2 separate regions of the Homo sapiens genome follow, and region 1 is linked to region 2. Evidence: read pairs that join two places in POLR2A ChIA-PET (ENCODE). Cell type or tissue: Panc1. All regions are shown on one strand. Links, peaks and the distances in the headings refer to the core of each region. The heading gives the core; the rest is flanking DNA.

Evidence for each region. ChIA-PET counts read pairs that join two places held together with the same protein. Peaks named below come from ENCODE experiments on the same cell type or tissue, not always from the same donor. Only the 100,000 strongest peaks of a DNase experiment are listed, where the experiment ranks them.
Region 1: POLR2A ChIA-PET joins it to region 2 with 9 read pairs; 4 of 35 experiments call an interaction of 5 or more read pairs at or near these places.

The regions. Positions count from the first base shown.
Region 1 is chr1:10,897,329-10,913,510 of GRCh38, forward strand. It overlaps LOC105376735 (a long non-coding RNA gene), which reads right to left. Exons shown (of 3, transcript XR_001737778.2): 3 at 15,584-16,182. Among named protein-coding and RNA genes, the nearest start is that of CIROZ, 77 kb to the right of the region's middle. RefSeq lists enhancers at 7,744-8,759, 11,655-12,386, 12,549-13,541, 14,750-15,251 and a silencer at 12,758-13,017. In Panc1, for the core only: no CTCF peak of the experiment used is centred there; no DNase peak of the experiment used is centred there.
Region 2 is chr1:10,435,115-10,440,114 of GRCh38, forward strand. All of the region lies in intron 3 of CENPS-CORT (CENPS-CORT readthrough), which reads left to right. All of the region lies in intron 3 of CENPS (centromere protein S), which reads left to right. Among named protein-coding and RNA genes, the nearest start is that of CENPS-CORT, 7.2 kb to the left of the region's middle. In Panc1, for the core only: no CTCF peak of the experiment used is centred there; no DNase peak of the experiment used is centred there; H3K27ac peaks cover 302 bases.

The DNA.
Region 1 (16,182 bases), core at 5,096-10,095, 470 kb after region 2:
GACACACCACAAGCATTTCACTGGGAAACCCACCCCCACGACCCCCTTCAAGCTGCCCTCTGCTCCTGGAGGCTGCCTCCCTCCCTTCACCCAAGTCAAGACACCCAGCTTCCCCAAACTTTCCCAGGGTCCCGCCCCCAAATTCCTGCTTGCCTCCTCCTCCTCCCTCATGAAGAACACCTGCCATCCCTTCCTCCAAGAAGTCCTCCATGATTCTCAATCCAGGCGGAAGTCATCCCCTTCTCGGGCAATGCTAGAAAAAGCTGCTTCCCCACCCCCCACGCCTCCACCACCACTACACACGCACCTGTGCCAGGCCCAAAAGCTTGGGGAAAAATGTGACAAACGGAGAGGGCTCTGGCCTGTTTTTCCGGAGCATCCTGAATCCAGGTGACCTCTTGGGACTTGCTCACTGCTGCCAACTCACCCAGGGTCTGAATCATTTTCTCTTCTTGGGTTTCAGTTTGCCTGTCTCTCCAATAGGAACAGGAGACAAGAAAACCCTCCTTCCCTGTTGTTGAAGGTGTCGCTGTCTTTGTGTCCACTGCTGGGGCAGCCGCATGGAGCGGGGTTTGCTTGGAGTCCACTCATATTAGCGCGTTTCCAGGACACCATGGCCCTGTGTGAGGTGCTCATGTTTGTGGGTATGAGGCCTTGAGGACCTGACCCTGAGACCTGTGAATCCTGGCGAGTGTGTGTGTGTGTGTGTGTGTGTGTGTCTGTCTGTCTGTCTTTGGGCATATGTACCCATGACTCTCGAATGGCTCAGAGCTCCCTCCTTCCCCCTCAGGTCCCGAGGGAGTTCGGCAGGCCTGGCCGTAGGGCAGGAGTCCCAGGCAGACTGGGGCCAGCTCAGCCCAGGATACAGCCTCTCCCTGCCCTTCCGCATCCCCAGCCCAGCTGCAGAATTCAGACTAAGTGAGGGAGGACTCATGTTCCCTGGGGTGAGCCACACCAGCCACATCCTCTAACGGGGTGACCAGGAGTCCCAGGGGTCAGAGGGCCCCCTCAAGGGCTGTCAGACCCCAGGGCCCTGGACCTGCTGTAGGAAAGCCCCATAAGGCCCTCCCTGCCCTCCCACAGCAGGCACAGCGGGGAACACCTCACACCCTGCCCAGAGGGACCTGGCCTTGACTCACAGCCACAAGCAAATGGAGTGAGGATCCCCTGGCGCCCCGGCTCCCCGCCCCCACCCTTGGGGCTGCTCTTCCCGCAAAATCAATCATCCTGCCACTGTTTGCGGGAAGTGGGGGCCGGCAGGAGGCCTCGCAGGGCCCTGGCTCCCTTGCAGGGTGACAGCTCTTGAGTGCTGCCCCGGCTCACTGGTGATGCTGGGGGCCTGGCAAAGCACTACCGAGAGAATCCCATCCTGACCTCTGGACCCCTTCCCAGCTGGCCAACCAGGCCCAGGGCTGAGAGGGCGGGGTGGTGGGAGTTACCCCGGGGCTACTGCCAAGGGTGCAGCAGACAGGGCCTTGGAGACAGAGGAGCCCCCCAGAGGCCAGGGTGGAAGGAAGTAGCAGGAGGGCGTGTGGAAGTAGCTTGAGCTGTGTTAAGTGTCTCTTCCATCTCTTCCACAGGATGTATGACCTGATTCATTCATTCGTGGGTTCAGGGGGAGGTGACCAAAGACTTCACAGTCCTCCAGGAGCTGGAATGTTATGATGCAGGGGTCTTGACTGGCGGTGGGGGTGGGCCAGGGTGATGAGCAAGGGTCCCAAAGACTTCCTCCCTCAATTGGCCTCGGCTGCCTGGATTCCACCATAGAGAGCCATTGCCTGACCCCAGGGAGGCGGCCCTCCCGCTCTCCTTCTGTCCACATGAACATGCCCCATGGCTGGGGAACAGACCAGGAGCTGCCAGGTCTCTGGTACCCTCTGCTGCCACCATGACTCTTCGTAAAAACAATAATTGAAGCCTCACACTCAAAGAAGGCTTTAGGACATAGAAAATACCCTGTAGGGGGCCGGGCGCGGTGGCTCATACCTGTAATCCCAGCACTTTGGGAGGCTGAGGGGGCGGATCACTTGAGGTCAGGACTTTGAGATGAGACTTGCCAACATGGTGAAACCCTGTCTCTACTAAAAATACAAAAATTAGCCATGCGCGATGGCACACGCCTGTAATCACAGCTACTCAGGAGGCTGAGGTAGGAGAATCCCCTGAATCCGGGAGGCAGAGGTTGCAGTGAACTGAGATCGCATCACTGCACTCCGGTCTGGGTGACAAGAGCAAGACTGTCTCAAAGAGAGAGAGAGAGAAAGGGAGGAAGGGAGGGAGGAAGGAAGAAAGGAAGGAAGGAAGGAAGGGTCCTGTGGGGGGTCAGTGGGGGAGCAGATGTAATGATTTTCACCCCATTTTGCAGATGAGGAAACTGAGTCTTGGAGAAGTCGGGCTGCCTGAATGAATGAGCAAATGGCAACACGTTGGGGCAGTTAGAGCGCAGGGAGGAGGAGGAGGAAGAGGAGGCGCTGGGTGTGTGATGGGGATGTGGGGGTGCTGAAGTTGGGGGCAGGAGAACATCTCCCAGTTGATGTGTTCTCGTGGGAAGAGCACTGCACTGGGAGTCCTGCGGCCTGGTAGAGCCCTGGCTCCTGTACTGACACGTTGAGCAAGCCCTGCCTCTTCCCTGGGCCTCCACCTCCCCCTCTGTAAAATGGAGTTAATAGCCCTGCCCTGCCCCGTGGGGATGTTGCAGGGAGCAAACCAGTGCTACTGGATGGGAAAGGGCTTTGGAAACCGCAGGGAACTGCCAGCGCACCAGAGTCATCTGCCCACGTCTGCCTCCCGGCCTCGCAGTCCTGGGGGAGGCAGCCCAGCTGGATCTCGGGGTCTAGAGCGTGGACCTTTGCCCAACTTTGGAGTTCCAGAGCCTAACCTCTCTGGGCTCCACTGGGCTCAGCAGCCTCCCCTCCAGGCTGTGAGCTCAGGGGACCTGGAGAGGCAGCCCGAGATCCACCCAGAGCCTCCTCCACCTTCCCCAGTACCTGGGACGGGGGTGTGTGTGGCGGGGATGGCAGGCCGGGCTGCCAATGTGAGTATTAGCTGGCATGAAATAATTTGATGGTGGTGATAAAGGCTGGGCTGCCCGGGGCCCCAGAGCCCCACCCAGCTCCCCCCGCCCACAATTCCGCCCCCTGCCAATAACATCGAGGCTGAGCTGTCTGGGTTCCGGCTCACCATTCTCAGGTGATGAAATCCCGGCTCAATCAGGCTGGCTAGCGCTGCAGTTACCAAATCGCTATAATTGAGATTAATTTGGGGGCTGATTGGGTCAGCCCTTGCAGGCACCCATTAATTAGTAGGGGAGGCTCAAAGCCCCAACAGCTGGGCCCTGCACCCAGTGGAGCCTGAGGCCACTGTGGAGGGGGGCACTGAGAGATGCCCAGGTAGGTGTGTGTTCCAGAGGAGGGGGCAAGCTGGACAGAGCCTCACCCACCCCATGCCACTCCCGCCTCCTACCCAGTCCTAAGCTCGCTCCCACGCGCAGGAGGGGAGGGGACAGCAGAGCCTTTGACTCAGGCCCAGAGGCAGCTCTGGGTCTCTAAGGGTTAAAGGGCTCATTACAAGGGTGGGGAGAGGTGGAGAGGGTGCTCAGGGCTCCTTGGACTTCAAACAGCTCTTGCAAAACTTCTAGATGAGTTAAGTGCAAATGAATTTGAAACAGACAATGAAGTTCCCTTTAGAGACACCTGGGCAGAAAAATGAAGGGAAAAGCGCCTTAGGGAGAGCTCGTTTGTGGATTTTTTTTTCCTGAACCCAAAACACACAGGGAAAAACAAACCCACCCGTCTACTCGTCTACTCCGGGTGCCAGAGGCGGGCAGGCACGCCCTGACTCAGTGCTGGGCTGGCAGCAAGTTGGGCACACACGTGAGGCCCGGGCACACGCTGGGGAGTGGGGGGCAGCGGCACAGACGTGTGTGCAGAGCCGGAAGTTCCGGGCACACAAGTGTGGAAGTGGCACTGGTCCTGGAAAGGAGCGGAGCCCCTAGGCATGGGAGGATGAGGCGGCAGGGAGAGGGCATACGTGTGTGGGTAGCTGGAAGGAGGCCAGATGAGGGTGAGGGGGCAGGGCCCATTTGGGGTGAGGGGCAGAGCTCAGGCCCCGCCCCCCAGGGGCCCTGGCACCCTGGTCACGTGAGTGCTCCTGACCCCGGGGTGGGGCCCTCCCAATTGCCAGGTGGGTGAGGTGTCAGAGTGGGGGCCTCTGGGCCTGCCTGTCCCTCCCCACTCACCCGACTTGCTCCGGTTAATTGCCCGGTGCTTTGTTTTTTCCCTGTGAATCTCACAGAGGGACAAAAGCAAGTTCTGAGTCACCAGGAACCGCCTCCCGCTTCTGCCCACGCTGGAGCCTGGTCCCCACCCCACTCCGAGAACCCAAGGACCCCGAGGTGGTGGGGTCTGGCCCAGGTTGACTTGTGGGAGCCCTGGACCCTGCCGGGTCTGTGAGGTGTCCCCACCGCTGACCAGCACCCCTGGGGCCCAGGCATGTGGCTTCCCTGGGGGCCCTGATGGAGCAGCCTCCTCCCTGTGGCGCATTTGCAATTCATGGCTCCAGCCGAGATTGCATTAGGGCCTGGCTGTCACTCGTGATGAATGTCGCTTGTTTTCCAGAAAAAAACAGGCCCTGGATCCAGAGTGACAGGGCTTCAGGAGGCACCGGCCCTCCCTTCCGTGCCTGAGGACCGGGGCATGGCGGGTGTCCCCAGTGGTCTGTCAGCAGCCTCAGAACCTGACTCCTTCGGGGGCTCTTGAGGATCCCAAATAGGAGCTCTCCCCCAATTCCAGCTCCCCAGGCCTGTCTTCCCATCCCTCAGGTTCTCCCAACAGCCCTGTGGGAGGAATGCTGCTAGAGCAGCTCCACTGGACAGATGAGCAAATTGAGGCCTGCAGGAAAAGGGAAGGTAGGCGCAAGTGCGTGGGCTGGAGGGGAACTGGAGAGGGGTCCAGGGATCTAAAAGCTCAGAGAGGTTCCTGAGGGGGAAGTCTGGGAGACAATCTTAGGGGAAGTGGATTGCAGGGGTGGGAGGTGAAGAGACTCCTTGCAGGCTCTGGCTCTCCCTACTACATCCTGTCTGTGGGGCTGGGCGGCTACCCCGGGACCCAGGACTGCCGTCTGCCCACACCTTGCCCAAGCTCTGCACTCTCTCTTCCTGGCAACTCTTTCTGTCCAGAAGACGGGGGTCCCACAGGTCTCAGGCTCTGGGCTGTGCCTTCTGGCAGCCAGTAGCTTCCATGAAGGCAAAGGAAATGCATTCCTTCCCATCCCAACTCTAATCAGGCCCACAACCGGGCTGGGGGGACGGGGATCTGGGGTGCGGGAATTACCTGGAGGTCTCAGCTGGGCTCCCTCCCACCTGTCCCTCCCCCTTCTCAAAGAGCTCGCGTTCCCCAGGACTTTGGGAACACAGAAGCCCAGATAGGCCTCCACTGTGGCTCAAGGGCTCACAGTGGCTCCCACTTTCCCAAATTTTACTCTGTTTCATCTCTGTTCCTGCCCTCACCATCTGGGAACCACAGCCTTGAAGAGTGGCAGACAGAAGAAAAGAATTCTATCCATGAGTGTCTTGTCAGGCCCATTCCCGGGAAAAAGAACTATGTTCACCGTGCCCCTTCACCTCCGAGATTGAAACAATTTAGGCAGGAGATGAAATGGGTCATGTGAATCCTCTTATCACAGGTGAGGAAACTGAGGCCGGGGGTTCAGAGCAAGAGACAGAGGTTCTGTCCTCTGTTGAAAGTAGTGGCTTTTTGTTTTGTTTTGTTTTTTGTTTTTTTGTTGTTGTTTGTTTGTTTTTCTGAGACGGGATCTCACTCTGTCACCCAGGCTGGAGTGCAGTAGCGTGATCTCGGTTCACTGCAACCTCTGCCTCCCAGGTTCAAGCAATCTTCCCGCCTCAGCCTCCCAAATAGCTGGGATTACAAGCGTGAGCCACCACACCTGGCTAATTTTTGCATTTTTAATAGAGACAGGGTTTTGCTATGTTGGCCAGGCTGGTCTCAAACTCCTGGCCTCAAGTGATCCTCCCACCTCAGCCTCCCAAAGTGCTGGGATTACAGGCATGAGCCACCGCCCCCAGCCGAAAATAGTGTTTTGTTCACTGGTGTATCTCTGTGCCTAGAACAGGGTCTGGTATGGAGTAGGCATTTGCTGAATGAGCGAATGAATGAGTAGTGGCCTTAGCAGGACACAGGAAGCTCTGGGCTGCTGGGGAGGCTGAGCCATGAAGTCTGGCACTCGGGCCCTTCATGCCCCCTCAACTGCCTCCCCCTTGGTCTGGGGATAGGCAACCTGCTGCCTGCTGACACAGTCCCATGGGTGTCCCTGTTGCAAAGCCAGCTGATGGGATGGGGGCCTCGCTTTCCCCCAGTCAGAGTCCAGGTTCCAAGGTGCCCAAAGCTCCACAGCCCCAAACCCACCCAAAGGGACCAAGGCAGTGCAGGCCAGAAGGAAAAAAATACAAAACACCCTTCACTGGAGGTCTGGAGCCTGAGGCTGGGCCCAGATGGGCCACTGTAATCACAGCTCCTTGTGTGCCAGCACCGTGCTAGGCGGGCACTCATTGTGTCATTTCCTCCCCGTGACAGTGTGCTAAGCCGGGTGCTGTCTTCTGCTCATTATACACCTGACCACATCCCTGGAATGGCTGGGCCCCTACTGCTGTCCTTGCGCATGAAACAGCTGGGGAGCCAGCCCCTCTGGTGGCCCTCCCCTCCCCAGGTAGAGCCCCTGTCCTGTCCCGGCATTTTTGCCCAATGTGGAAAGCCTTGCCCAGAAGGCCAGGCGTCAGCTCCTGCCAGCTGCCTGCCCCATTTGTTCCAGGGCGGCCCCAGGGGCATCCTCACAGTCGTCCAACACTCAGGTTTTCCTTGGCAGCAGGGCTAGAGGAACAGCTCTGCATCCATGTCAGTGACCCCACTCCCTCTGCCGCAGCCCCAGTCCCCAGTGTCTGGAGGCCAAACGGTTTTCCAGAAGCCAACCCTGCTGAGTCCCTGACCCTTCCCTGTATGGGCAGATGTTGGTCCCATCTCCTACGATGTGAACAGCTGAACTGCACTCTGGAGCAGGCCAGAAGCCAAGGCTCAGAGGCAACATTGTCCCCACCTCCAACTGCACCTTCCAAGCGAGGCATGGAGCCAGGCAAAGAGAACACTGGCTCTAGAATGAGCTGGGTTCAAATCCCAACACTGTCCCCTCGTAGCTGTGTGACCTTGGACAAATGGCTTCCCCACTTTGAGCCTCAGCTTTCTCATCTGTAAAATGGGCATGGCCGTGTCTCACATCACACAGCGGCTATGGGGCTCCCGGGAGCTACATGCAGGCATTGGATTCTACACACTTGGTGTGTGGGCACCATCCCTCCAGGCCCTGGTCCCCATCCACCCCTGTCATCTGTGCCTGCTGCTGTGCCACTTCTACCACCGTCTATCAGAGCCAGCTGTGCCTGCCGCCATCGGGGCACCATGCCCAGCCCCATATACCCCGGGGGCCCTGCCACGCCCTGTCCTCCCTGCAGCCCACACCATCCAGCCTGCCTCAGGCTCCCAGATGAGAAGACTCCCGCAGCACCCCCAGGTCCCAAGGGCACCCTCTTTATCTTCACCCACGGGGGCCTTCTGCACCCCCAGGGACTCCTCACCAAGATCTGGGACCCAGGGGCCATGCCGGAAGCCCCTCTGCTCCCAGAGGGCAGCCCCCGCCCCTCCGCTACTCTGCCCGGCTGGTACCACATCCTGCCGCAGCCCTGCGTCTATTTCATCAGGCCAAGGATTGCTTTTTAAATAAATCTAAAAAACTCCACTTCCTCCTTGGCAAGTTCATTTTAAGTCATTTTATCTCTTTCCCCCCTATATTTTTCCCAAATAATGTGATTAAGTGACTCAGCGCCGGCTGCCTCTGGCAGGCCTGGTCTCTAATTCAGTTTGAGGACGGCCACCTTTGACCCCACTCCACTCTGGCTAAGAGAACACTTAAGCAATATTCTGCCGCTTCCTACAGAGGGAGGCCGGGTGGGGGGGCCCTCAAGGGGTGGGGGCGGCGGGGGGCGGGGGGAAGCGAAACAAACTTTCACATAAAATTATGGTATATGGATAATTGAGAAGTTTAAAAACATGAATCTAATTGTACAGTCCCCGGAGAAACCCATATCGAGCCACCCTATAAGAGGCCTGGAATCTCCCGATGATGATTTATTGCTAAATCCTAGTATTTTTCAATACATTATAGTTTTTAAATTGTGTTTAAATTGAGTGTAGAGGAGCAGAGGCCATTAGGAGATGCAGAAATGATGATTATATTTAAATATTCATGCACGCAGTACCTTATTATTGAATCTGAACACTAACAAAATCAATATTAAGTGCGGTTTGACATGAATTTATTTATGAATTTCGACTTTCTAAGTACTGTATTTTTTCACTCAAAAATTGTGAGTATAATGTAGTAATGATATCAAAACACGGTGTCAGGGAGCATTAGCTGGGGAGGTTATAAACCTCTGGATTAGGGGGCCCAAGATTGCCCTCAAAAGTGCTTAGTATACAAAACCCAATTCTTTTTTTTTTTTTTTTCCCTGTTTCCGAATCGTGCAGATCCACATACACTCCGGAGAGGGCGGGCGGGAGGATGGGGAGAGGAAGCAGGGCTGAGCTGTAGTAGCAGGCACGGCCACAGGCACTCAGCTCCGTGGAGGCTGGGGTGCAGGGGAACCAGGGTTCTCCACCAGCCCCTCCCCTGAGTTCTATGCCCCAGAAGCAGCCCCTCTGGCCAGGGGGTCCCTGAGGATCTGGGGTTCAGACTCCCTCGAGGGACACACTGTGGGGGTGGGGAGAGCCTGGGGGTGTCTTTACATCCCAGACTGGATTCTGGAGGCAGGGTGAAAGCTGGAGGCGTCTGGCCCCAGGAAACCAAGGCAGAAGGAGGTGGGAACAAAGGCTTTGCCCCCAGATTCTGGGTCCTGGCACCAAGTGGGTGCCCAGGGCAGAAAGCTTGGGCCACCGCTTCCTGCTCAACCCTCCTGCCCCGATGCTGGCAATGATGTTGGTGACGATGAGGAGGGCATCTTTCCTTCCTCTCCCTGAGCCCACTGGGGTGGGAGGAAGGGGCCTGGTCCTCTCCATCCAAAGCTTCTCCTTCATAGTATGGCCTGGAACTCTTCCCCCACCTGCTGCCCCTGTGCCACCGCTGCCCAGGAGGCCACCAACAGCTTCAGGGTTTCCCTCCCTCCCTCCCCTCCAGAGAATCGATGTCTGTGTGCTGGCAGGGGCAGCCCCCAAGCTCGGCATAGCCACAGCCTGCGGTGGCCTCTGTGCCCCAGGAACCACCCTGCTGTGCCCAGTTCACATACACCAGGATCCACAGAGCCCCGTGTAGACAGATAGAATGACACACTCATAGACAGAGCATGGAAATGAATTAGAGGCCAGCTAGAAGGAGACTCCACTCTTCAGATGGAAAGTAATTCCTTGATAATGCAGGCTTTCTGGAAACAGGTAAACTACATTCCCCAACGGGAAAGAACTGGACATCACTGCTGGTCCCTGACTTAGGCAGATGACTCCCAGCCCACCCCACACTGTGACACAAACCTGACTCTGACCATCAGTGGCCCCAGGACACTCTAGATAGACTCATAGCCCTGCATCCATAAATCCACACCCACTGCCCAGTACTCACCACACCCTGCTTCTAGGGCACCCACCAGCACCTTAGCACACAGGCTCACACCCCAACACCCACCACTCTCCCATTCTCCCACAGAAACAGTCACACTGGTAGGTGTTGCCGAGCACACAAGCTAGCACACACACACAGAACCGCAATCACCTTTACACAGTCCCACACACCTCAACAACTTCTACACGGGCAGACCCTGACATGCATGCAGACACCCCAACACGTGGACACTCTGACATACACACAGGCACAGCCAACATTCACATGGCACCCCGACATAAACACGAACGCCCTCACTGACATATGGCTACCCCAACATACACACGGGCACGCCCCCACTTCCCAACACCCGGCTCAAGTGCTTAGCACGTCCACACTCGCCCGCAGCAGGCTGGGGCCAGGTGAGCCTGGCCCTCCAGCAGCAGGAAGATGCAGCCAGGGTCGGGGGTCAAACAGCACTTAGAAGGTTTGATTCAGAATATTCATCAGTCTTTGGGGGGGAAAAGAAGAAGCCCACACATGGGGGAGGACGAGGAAAAAACCCAACCCCGACCCTAAACTCTTTTCCAGTAAATCGATGTATTTTGCTATAATTTTATTAGGAATATAAAAGGAGCGTTTTCAAAAGTGCTTAGGACGCAAAAAAAAGAGGCGGGCGATGGAAACATTAGTCTGTCTGTATTAGCAATCCCATAGTCACATTTTATTGTTACTGTCAGGATGCAAAAGCTGTGCTTAAAACAAAATAATACATAATGTATTACTGAGGCATAAACATCAGTGAGCCGCGAGCGGCCGGTGTTTTTATTTTAAAAAGAAGATGCAGAAAAAAAAAAGTGGAGGGATAGAGAGTGGGGGGAGGGTGCGGGCAGCCTCCAGGGATCAGTCAAGCTGGGACCCCAGACCCAGAGGACTGGGGAGGCCAGAGAAGTGATGGAGGCTGACCCGTAGGGATGATTTCAACCATAGAAGAAATAATGTCACCCCTGTATCAGTCCCCGAAAGTAGCCCCAGGCTCAGGGTCCTCCTACCTGCCAGCTCTGCCTTTGGCGCCTTAGGGTTTATAAAACTCTGGCCCCATGTCATGCCCCGACCTCGAGTCTCACCACGTGCCAGGGAAGAAGGCTGTGCGGCTCTTCTTGTCCCTGTTTTGTAGGAAAAGACACTGAGGCTCAGAGAGGGGCAGTTGTAGACTTCAGGTTGTGTTGTCAGTGAGCCGTGTATCCAGCACTCGAATCGGGGCAGAGTACTAGAGTCCCCGTTGTGTGCATTTTCTACTGTTCTGAGCTACCCAGGTGCTTGACAGTCTCCAGGCAGGGCCCTTAGGCCCTCGGGCCCCTGAGGTGGTCTCTTTGCACCACCCTTGCCCCCTGTCGACCATTCTCCAACATCAACAAATGTAATCTTCCAAAATGCAGACCTTGTTTCTCCCATGCTGACACCTCTAAGCCCCGTTCCCTCCTACCTAGGAGACAATTGTGGCCCTGCAGGATTCTCCTCGGTCTGGCCCTGCCTCGGGCTTGCCTCCTCCCCCATCCTCTGTGCTTGCTCACTCAGTGGGAGACCCACTGACCTTCCTACTCTTTGAGCCCACTAAGCTCATGCCTGCCTTAGGGCCAGGGCTCCTGCTGACCCCTCTGCCTAGAAAATCATTTCTGGCCCTTCATAGCAAATACTACCTCCTCCGAGAAATCCTTCCGGATCACCTAATCTAAACAAATCCTCCATCACTTTTTTCTGGCCTTTGACAGCTAATACCATCTCCTCCGAGAAGTCCTCCTGGATCACTCAATCCAAACAGACCCTCCATCACTTTTTGTTTTCTCTGATCTCTCTGGTTTTCTTTTACTGGGAATATCAGGAATTTCAACAGCAGAATGTCTAGTGCCCGTTTTCCCCAAACTAAAGAGTAACCCCCGAGAAAGCATGGGCCTCACTGGTCCTGTTCACTGTGGTATCCCCAGCACCTGGCACAGGCACAGTCCGTGTGTTCCAGGGAAGGATGGATAGGGCCGGGCACAGTGGCTCACGCCTGTAATCCCAGCATTTGGGAGGCTGAGGCAGGCGGATCACTTGAGGTCAGGAGTTCGAGACCAGCCTGGCCAACATGGTGAAACTTCATCTCCACAGAAATAGAAAAATTAGCCAAGTGTGGTGGTGCGTGCCTGTAATCCCAGCTACCTGGGAGGCTGAGGCAAGAGACTCGCTTGAACTCAGGAAGCGGAGGTTGCAGTGAGCTGAAATCATGCCACTGCACTCCAGCAATAGAGAGACTCCGTCTCAAAAAAAAAAAAAAAAAAAAAAAAAGGATGGATGGGGGACCACATTGCCACTTGGCTGTCATAGTGGGCAGGTGGGCCTGACCCATGGAAGTCTGCACACTCCAAGATGGGGCCTGCCCATCTCAGCAGCGTCTCGGCCAAGCACTTCCTAGAACATCAGGGATGACCTCTCCCCCAACCCGTGCCTGCCCCCCAAGCTTCTCCCAGCTGCCCTCTAGTACTCTCTGGGGGGAGTCCCCTCCACTCCCTGACCCTCTGTCCCCTCTCCTTCCTTCATTTCCTGACCCATCGGGCAGCTGCCGGGGAATCCAGGGACAGCTGGGACTTGTCCATCCTCCCTGCCCACTACACTCCTCCAATCACCTGCCCCCTCTGAGGCTCCACAGAACCTCAAGCCAGCTCCTGAGGGCCATGGTTCACTCAGGGGCCACTGATCCTTCTGGGAGGGCTTTCAGGAAGCAGAACTGAAGAAGGGAACCAGGCAGACCCAGGTTTGAGGCCGACTCTGCTTCTTAGTAGCAGTGTGACTTTGGACACAAGGCTTTCACTTCCCAGCGCCTCAGTTTCCTCATCTGTGAAATGGGGACAAGATGGTATTCACCTCGTTGGCCTCTGTGAGGCTTGCAAGGACATGTCAGGGATGTATGACCACCCTTTAGCACAGCTCTCTTAGGGGCTGCCACGCCATTCAAGGAAGGGGACATGGGGACAGGAGGTCCAGTCGGAGCCTGAATGTAGGGACCGGCCTCTCCACCCCCAGCCCTGAGCCCTTCTGGGGCAACTTCCTGCCGTCTCAGGGCACTTGGCGCCACCTAGTGACGGGCGGGGGCACCAGAGGGCCTGGTAGGGGCAGGGTGGGGTGAGCTGGGGGCCCTGGGGCAGGATGGAAACCAGAGAGGGTGAGACTTGGCAAAGGAGCAGGTGTCAGCGGCTTCTCTGGGCCCTGTTTGGGGCCAGTGTGCGCCAAGAGGTCACAGCCCCCTCCCAGCCTGGAGGCCATCCTGGGAGAGCAGAACAGGACAGTGGGGGAGGCGTTGGGGGAAGGGCCACAGGGGTTGCTTCCAGAACACCTGGGCCAGCTCGGGAGTCCCCAGCAAGCCCCGCCAGCAGCAGCTCAGACACCAGCATCCCACCCAGAGAGGGAGACTGAGAGCTGGGCGGGAAGGAGTGGGGGTGGTACCTGCAGCCCCCAAGGGACTCAGCCTCCTGCCCGTTACACCAGCCCCTGCTCGGGACCGGGACGCAGGAAGCCCTGTGTGCTGAGGCTGCATGACCCTGTTCATTCATCCACGGAGTCCCTCCCTTCTACACACATTTGTGAGTCCTCACTGTGCCACAGGACACTGGGGACAGAGAGAACAGGACAAACGCCCACCTCTGTAGGGCTGACATTGTGTGTGACAGTGGGGAGAGGCGAGGAGGGGGCAGAATAGCAAATACTGAAAGTTCAGTCTGTTTAAAGAGCACCAACGGTTAAGGTGCCAAGGGACACCAAGCAGGGGGCAGGCGAGGAGGGAGGGTTAGAGTGGGTGACAAGGGCTAACCCCACCACCACAGCATAACCTGGTGGTTAAGGTCTTGGGCTTTGAGCTGCCAAGCTGCCTGTCTGTAATCTAGCTTTGTGACTTTGGGTGAGCTGTTTAATCTCTCTGTGGCTGTTTCACAATTCCTAAAGTGAAGAATAAGAGCTACTCTCCACTGGGCTTGTCCCCAGGGCTGAATGAGGCCCAGAGCACAGGGAGGACCTGCGGCTTTTAGACTGGCTTCAGCTCCAGGACCCTCTGCTTTGTGGAGTGAAGGCCAGGGCTGCTTCTAAGCCCCTGCCCAACCTTCTTCATCACACACACACTCACATGCACACGCACATTCTCACACACATGCACACACACATTCTCTCACACACACACAATCAGGCACACACACATGCACACCTGTGTGCACACACACTCAGAGCAGAGGAACACAGGGGGGCCGGGGCCCTCTGCGTATCCAGGGAGCAATGCCCAGGCAGTCTCAGGAATCAGGGCTGAGCCTGGACAGATGCGCAGGGGCCGCGTGTTGTCCTTCCTAGGGAGCCATCTGTGTATTGTCACACGTGGTGAGCGTGCAGACGTGAGCCTGTGAACATGACTGTGTGTGTGGCTGCAGGGCTGGGGGCTGCCCATGTGACCACATGCACTCTCATAGGGTCCAGGTTGCCAGGAGCGGGGCTGTGCTCTGTGCCTGCATGTGGGGGTACAGGGTCCTGAGTGGGACTGTAGTGACCACTGATTGGGGACATCATTGCAGAGGAAATGTCACTCAGCCACTCCTCTTGGCCTGTCCCTGGCCCGCCAGAGCTGAGAGTGAGAGGAATTTCCAGCCCACCCACAGGGCAGTCTCAGGGCCCAGCCCAGTGTCCTCTCTGGGATCTTCCCGTGCTTCTAGAGCTCATCCCTGGGGTCTGGGAGTCTGCTCTGACCTGAGCTGGGGTGCAGAGTCCAAAGAGGCCGCATCCAAAATCTTCTGCCATCAAATCACTGGCAGTGCTGAGATGGACTCTTTCTGCAGTGGTATCGGTGCCACCGTTCTGGGCCTGCCCTGCCTGGAAGTCTCAGGAACGTGAGGCTGCAAGATCTCAGGCAGTCTTGAGTTCTAATTTTTGGTACTGCTTCTTCATGGCTGTGTGGCTTTGGACAAGTCACACAGCTTCTCTGAGCCTCATTCTCTACCCTGTAAGACAGCAATAAAGATATTCACTCCTGCAGGATCTCTGGTGGGAACTGACATTACAGGAATGTATGAATGGCCGGGCGCGGTGGCTCACACCTATAATCCCAGCACTTTGGGAGGCCAAGGCGGGGGGATCACCTGAGGTCAGGAGGTCAAGACCAGCCTGGCCAACATGGCAAAACCCCGTCTCTACTAAAAATACAAAAAGTAGCCAGCTGTAGTGGCGCATGCCTGTAATCCCGGCTATGTGGGAGGCTGAAGCAGGAGAATCATTTGAACCCGGGAGGCGGAGGTTGCAGTGAACCAAAATTGCACCACTGCACTCCAGCCTGGATGACAGAGCAAGACGCCTCTCCAAAAAAAAAAAAAAAAAGAATATATGAGGCCTGGCCACTGGCACGGGGCAGGTTCTCATTCATGGTGCCTCTACGGTGCTGATGGCCACATTCATGGAGCTGGAGCCCGTGGCAGTCGCCGTGCGGAGCCCTTTGCGCCACCGCCTTGGTCTGCAAGTCCTCCTGACGGTCCTCTGCAGTGGCTGCTTTACCGCTCTCTCCACTCCTCGGATGAGGAAACTGAGACTTGGTGAAGGGGCATGACTTGCTCGAGTCATGCAGCGAGCAGGTGGGAGAGCAGGACCTGCACTCAGGCGCCTCCGCCGGCCTGGCCCTGCCCTCGGGGCATTTCTGCTCCCAGTAGACCCCTTCATCATGCCCCAGCTCAGCCTCCAGGGCTGGAGTTTGCTGGGTGTCACCAAGTTTCCAACAAAGCCGGGTGGCTAGATGAGACTTCCTTCCGAAACCCCTTCCTTCCCTCTTCCCTGTCTGGTCAGGCTGGGAGGCTGGATGGCGAGGAAGCTGCCTCACCCTCTTGGGGAATCCCTGAGCAAAAAAGCTGAAGGAGCCCCTTCATCCTCATCCAACATTTTTATTTCACAGGTGGCGAAACTGAGGTCTGGAGGCCCAGGTCATTCACAGTCCACATCGGGCCAACAGTGATTCCCTATAATGAGAGCTCAGGGAATGTGGGCAGGGAGGTAGGATCCAAGCTCGAGGGATGGATCCCTGGCTCCCAGGATTAGTGTCCATCCTCCACACCCTCCAGTCGGTCAAACAAGCCCTCTCTAAGCACTTCCAGGTTGGCCAGGACAGGAGATGAAGATGCCTGGGAGAAACAGGACCTGTGGCCTGCCACCCAGGAGCACACAGCCTGGTGAGCAAAGCCAACAAATAGAAATCAGTAAAGTGAGCCCGTGGCCAGGGAAGCAGAGGAGCACTTGCCCTGGCCACAGGAGGTCAAGGGAGGCTTCCTAGAGGAGGAGGTGAGGCCTTCCTGGCTCCCAGCCTGTTTAAGCTAAGTCTTAAGGGATGGATCAAACATGTGTCAGAAGAATGAAGGAAGGGTACTCCAGGCAGGGGAACAGCATGGCCAAAGGTGAAGAATGTGGGAAACACCATAGCATGCTGGGAACTCCAAATATGTCTATGGAGGGAAAGGTGTGTGGGGAAAT
Region 2 (5,000 bases), core at 1-5,000:
AATGGCAGGCAGGGGTTTTCATTTGCCGCATTTGTTCCGAGTAAGACGCACTCCTTGGAAAGTGGGTGACTTGCTTTCAGCTGCTAAAGCCTCAGCTTTTACAGGTGATTTATGCTCCGCTCTTCAATTAGTACCGCAGGTAATTGAAAACAATTGCACCAAATTGCTTTTATGAAGCAATTTGAATGACGAAGGCCTGAAAGGGCGAAAGTGTTCTAATTTGCTGCCACTTGGATTCGGTGCCAGCCTCTCCCACACCCCTTACTTTTCACCTTGTTCCCGTTAGCTCTTTGTTTCTCGGGTGCGTGTTTTGAATGAATTAAAGCAGTGGGTTCTCGGAGGGCAAGCTCTCAATCTGTCCTATTCCTGTGGATATTCGTCCCTGAAAACCGCTTAGCATCTTCAGCTTGGCCAAAAGGGATAAGGTAGTAGGAAGGGATACCGATAGCTCATGTGGCTTAGTCATTGCTGATTCAGGCAGATGCCCCTTATGTGTGGCCCTCCTCCCCGGTGAAAGATATTAATACCTTTACTTGTTATTTATTAGCTGTGGGAAAAAAAAATGAAAAATTTAAATACTTAAAAATAATATATATATATATACACACACACACACACACACATATACATAAATATTTATATTAGAGACACAGCGTCTTGGTATGTTGCCCAGGCTGGTCTTGAACTCCTGTGCTCAAGCAATCCTGCCTTGGGCTCCCAAAGTGCTGGGATTACAGGTGTGAGCCACCATGCCCAGCCTGAAAATACTTCTGTAAAAATTCTATTTAAAAAATGAAATTAGAAAGAGCATGGTAACACATTAGGCTTTCGGATATTCTGTGTTTTTTAAAGTATATAAGAGGTTGATTTTTTTTTTTTTTTGGAGACAGAGTCTCACTCTCGCCCAGGCGGGAGTGCAGTGGTGCAATCTTGGCTCACTGCAATCTCTGCCTCCTGGGTTCAAGTGATTCTCCTGCCTCAGCCTCCTGAGTAGCTGGGATTACAGGCATGTACCACCACATCTGGCTAATTTTTGTATTTTTAGTAGAGATGGCGTTTCACCATGTTGGCCAGGGCGGTCTTGAACTCCTGACCTCAAGTGATTTGCCTGCCTCAGTCTCCCAAAGTGCTAGGATTACAGGCGTTGAGCCACCGCGCCCGGCAAACAGTTGATTTTCTTTTGCTGGGTACTGGTGGGGAAAGGGGTATGTGCGTGCATGTGAGTGTGTGTGTGTATGTGTGTGTGACTTAGACCATAAGCTCCACAAGGAAGGGCGACATCTTTTATGTAAAAGTGTTTGTGGAGGCCGGGCGCCGTGGCTCACGCCTGTAATCCTAGCACTTTGGGAGGCTGAGGCGGGTGGATCACCTGAGCTCAGGAGTTCGAGACCAGCCTGGGCAACAGGGTGAAACCCTGTCTCCTAAAATACAAAAAAAAAAAATTAGCTGGGCGTGGCAGCATGCGCCTGTAATCTCAGCTACTCAAAAGGTTGAGGCAGGAGAATTGCTTGAACCAGGGAGGTGGAGGTTGCAGTGAGTCGAGATCGTGCCCCTTCACTCCAGCCTGGGTGACAGAGTGAGACTCTGTCTCTTTAAAAAAAAAAAAAGAAAAGAAAAGAAAAAAAAAAGTTTGTGGAAACGCTTTGTCTGAGAACTGAGTGAGTGCAGAGTCCAGTGATGAGGCTCCAGGAGTCTGGGGTGCAGCCAGAGGCAGGGAAGCACCCCCTCTTCTTAGCACAACCCACAAGTACAGGTTTCCTTTGAAGACTCATCTTGTGTGAATTCCAGTTTGCTTTCATACAAAAAAGCATTGTTTTATCCCTGAATAAAATTGATATTCCTGGAAGGTCAGCTTTGGTTATCTTGTGGATTTGAGTTGTCCCTGTCACACTTCTCTACTCCCAAGACTATCATTACCCCAGTTTGAGAAAGATGGACTGTTTCAAGTCAACTATATGTTACATAGTCTCTGTAGGCTGGCCTGGGAACCTAATGAGTATTCGTAACATTGTTTCATTAGGACAAATTTATTTTCTTGTTTCTTGTTTCTTTTTTTTTCTTGAGACAGGATCTCTCTGTTACCCAGGCTGGAGTGCAGTGGCAGGATCATAGCTCACTGCAACCTAGAGCTCCTGGGCTCAAGTGATCCTCCCACCTTGGCCTCCCAGAGTGTTGGTATTACAGGCATGAGCTGAGCCACTGTGCCTGGCATCTTTTTTCTTTTTGGTGAGCTTGTTATGAGAAATTTCTATGAGAATACACATTTAGATTCTTATTTCTTATTTCTTTTTTTTTTTTTGGAGCAGGAGGGAAACTTGAGAGCAGGGGCTGTTTTTTTTTTGTTTTTTGTTTTTTGTTTTTAGATGGAGTCTCACTCTGTCGCCCAGGCTGGATTGCCATGGCGCGATCTCAACTCACCGCAACCTTTGCCTCCTGGGTTCAAGTGATTCTCCAGCCTCAGCCTCCCAAGTAGCTGGGATTACAGGCGCCTGCCACTATGCCCAGCTAATTTTTGTGTTTTTAGTAAAGACGGGGTTTCACCATGTTGGCCAGGTTGGTCTCAAACTTATGACCTCAGGTGATCCACCCACCTCGGCCAGCCAAAGTGCTAAGATTACTGGCATGAGCCACTGTGCCTGGCCAATTTTTTTTTTTTTTTTTTTTTTTTGAGACAGAGTCTCTCTGTCGCCCAGGCTGGAGAGCAGCAGCTCAATCTCGGCTCACTGCAGCTTCTGCCTTGCGGATTCAAGTGATTCTCCTGCCTCAGCCTCCCGAGTAGCTGGGACTACAGGCAAATGCCACCACACCCACTAATTTTTGTGGTTTTAATAGAGATGGGGTTTCACCATGTTGGCCAGGCTTGTCTCAAGCTCCTGACCTCAGGTGATCCGCCTGCCTCGGCCTCCCAAAGTGCTGGGATTACAGGTGTGATCCACCATGCCTGGCCAGAGAATACACAATTAAATTCTAAATAATCAATTCACTAGCAGACTTTGGAAAGCAACTGCCAATCTGAATTTTTGTTTTGTTTTGTTTTGTTTGTTTTTTGAGACGGAGTCTCACTCTGTCACCCAGGCTGGAGTGCAGTGGTGTGATCTCGGCTCACTGCAGTCTCCGTCTCCTGGGTTCAAGCGATTCGCCTTTCTCAGCCTCCCAAGTAGCTGGGATTACAGGTGCCCACCACCATGCCCGGGTAATTTTTGTCGTTGTAGTAGAGACAGGGTTTCACTGTGTTGGCCAGTCTGGCCTCGAACTCCTGACCTCAAATGATCCACCCACCTCGGCCTCCCAAAGTCCTGGGATTATAGACATGAGCCGCCACACCTGGCCTGAGTTGTGAATTTCTTTATTTAGCTTTGAAATCTCTAGTCTCCTAGTATTGTTAACAATCAAACATTTTGAAGAAGATAGATATTCTATAGGAAATACATTCTGGAAACTTTTGGGAATCGTCTTTAAAGCCCGTGTTACAAAGCGTGTTATATGAAAAATTGCTTTTGATTTTCCCTAGCTAGAGTAATTTTCTGGAGTTGGAGGTTTGACTTAGGAGAGTCTGTGATATGCAGTGGCGGGCAGAGGATGCCCTGCCCCTCCATTGAGGGCCTTAGTGCAGAGATAGCAGAGGCCAAGCTGAAGTGGTGGAGAGGACTGAGATCGTTGTTTCCTAAACGCTTTCTCGTAAACAGATAAGTTCACTATGTAAACAGTTCATTGTGCTTATTCCTTTTACTGTACTTTAAGAAGAATGTAAATACAGACAGAGCAGCCTGGTTGTGAGGTTGAGACTAGGCCACCCTGTCCATGTGCACTTAACATTCTCCACCCAGAACGTCTGTGGACTGACCTCATTCTTTGTGGCTGCTTTTATGTCACCTCTGTCTTTTTTCTCCCCTGTGTCCTGGTCCTTGCAGGTTGCTAATTAGAAAATTATCTCTTGAAGTGGGTATTAATGTCATGACAAGCAGATATTGTCAATCACGATGAGATGACACGTGATATTTGTCTATTTAGCAGAATGTAAAGGATTAATTTGGCCAAATTATGGAGAATAATTTCTGTGTTGAATTTATCTTTTAACTTAGCAGTTGTTCAGTGAGGACTCACCATGTGTGCTGGCCAGTTTGCTAGTTATTAAGGATGCAAAGATTCCTATTTATTCCTGCTTACAAAGTACCTGTGTATTTTGTGGGGAAGTTAGAAATGGAAGAAGGGTGTAATCAGAGTAATATATTATTGAATCGAGCTTATTATCTCAAATTACCTTTCCTAGCAAAGATAAAAGGACTAGAATGAGAATTTGAGTCCAACTTGTGAGCAAGAAGCAGACTCCAGTTTAAAGGGTGTTCTTTGTGGCTGGGCTTGGTGGCTCACGCCTGTAATCCCAGCACTTTGGGAGGCAGCTGGATCATGAGGTGAGGAGTTCAAGACCAGCCTGGCCAAGATGGTGAAATCCTGTCTCTACTAAAAATACAAAAAAATTAGTGGGGCATGGTGGCGGGCGCCTGTAATCCCAGCTACACAGAAGGCTGAGGCAGAGAATTGCTTTAACCCGGGAGGCGGAGGTTGCAGTGAGCCAAGATCGTGCCACTGCCCTCCAGTCTGGGCGACAGAACGAGACTCTGTCTCAAAAAAAAAAAGAAGAAAGAAGGATGTTCTTTGTTCTACCTGGGTTATTGCGGAGGGAATGCATTAACTACTTGTTGGGAATGGGGCCTTAGGAGGTGCCTGCATATGCTTTTTCCTGTTAAGTTAGCCCTTGGAGAACATCAGGATCTTGACCTAAGTAAAGCCATCCTTTGTGGAGGTTCTCTTTGTTCTTCTATTTAATGTCTATTTAAGCAGGTGCCCTCTGTATCATGAGGCCCATTTTCTCTGCACTAGAGTTGTACACTGACCTTCTTGATTTTTCTGTGGCCTTAGCTGTGGCCAAGCAAGCCAGGTTTGGAAGGGCGCTAAGCCCCCAGCCTCCTGTCTGTGCTCTTATGCTTCGGGTACCCTTG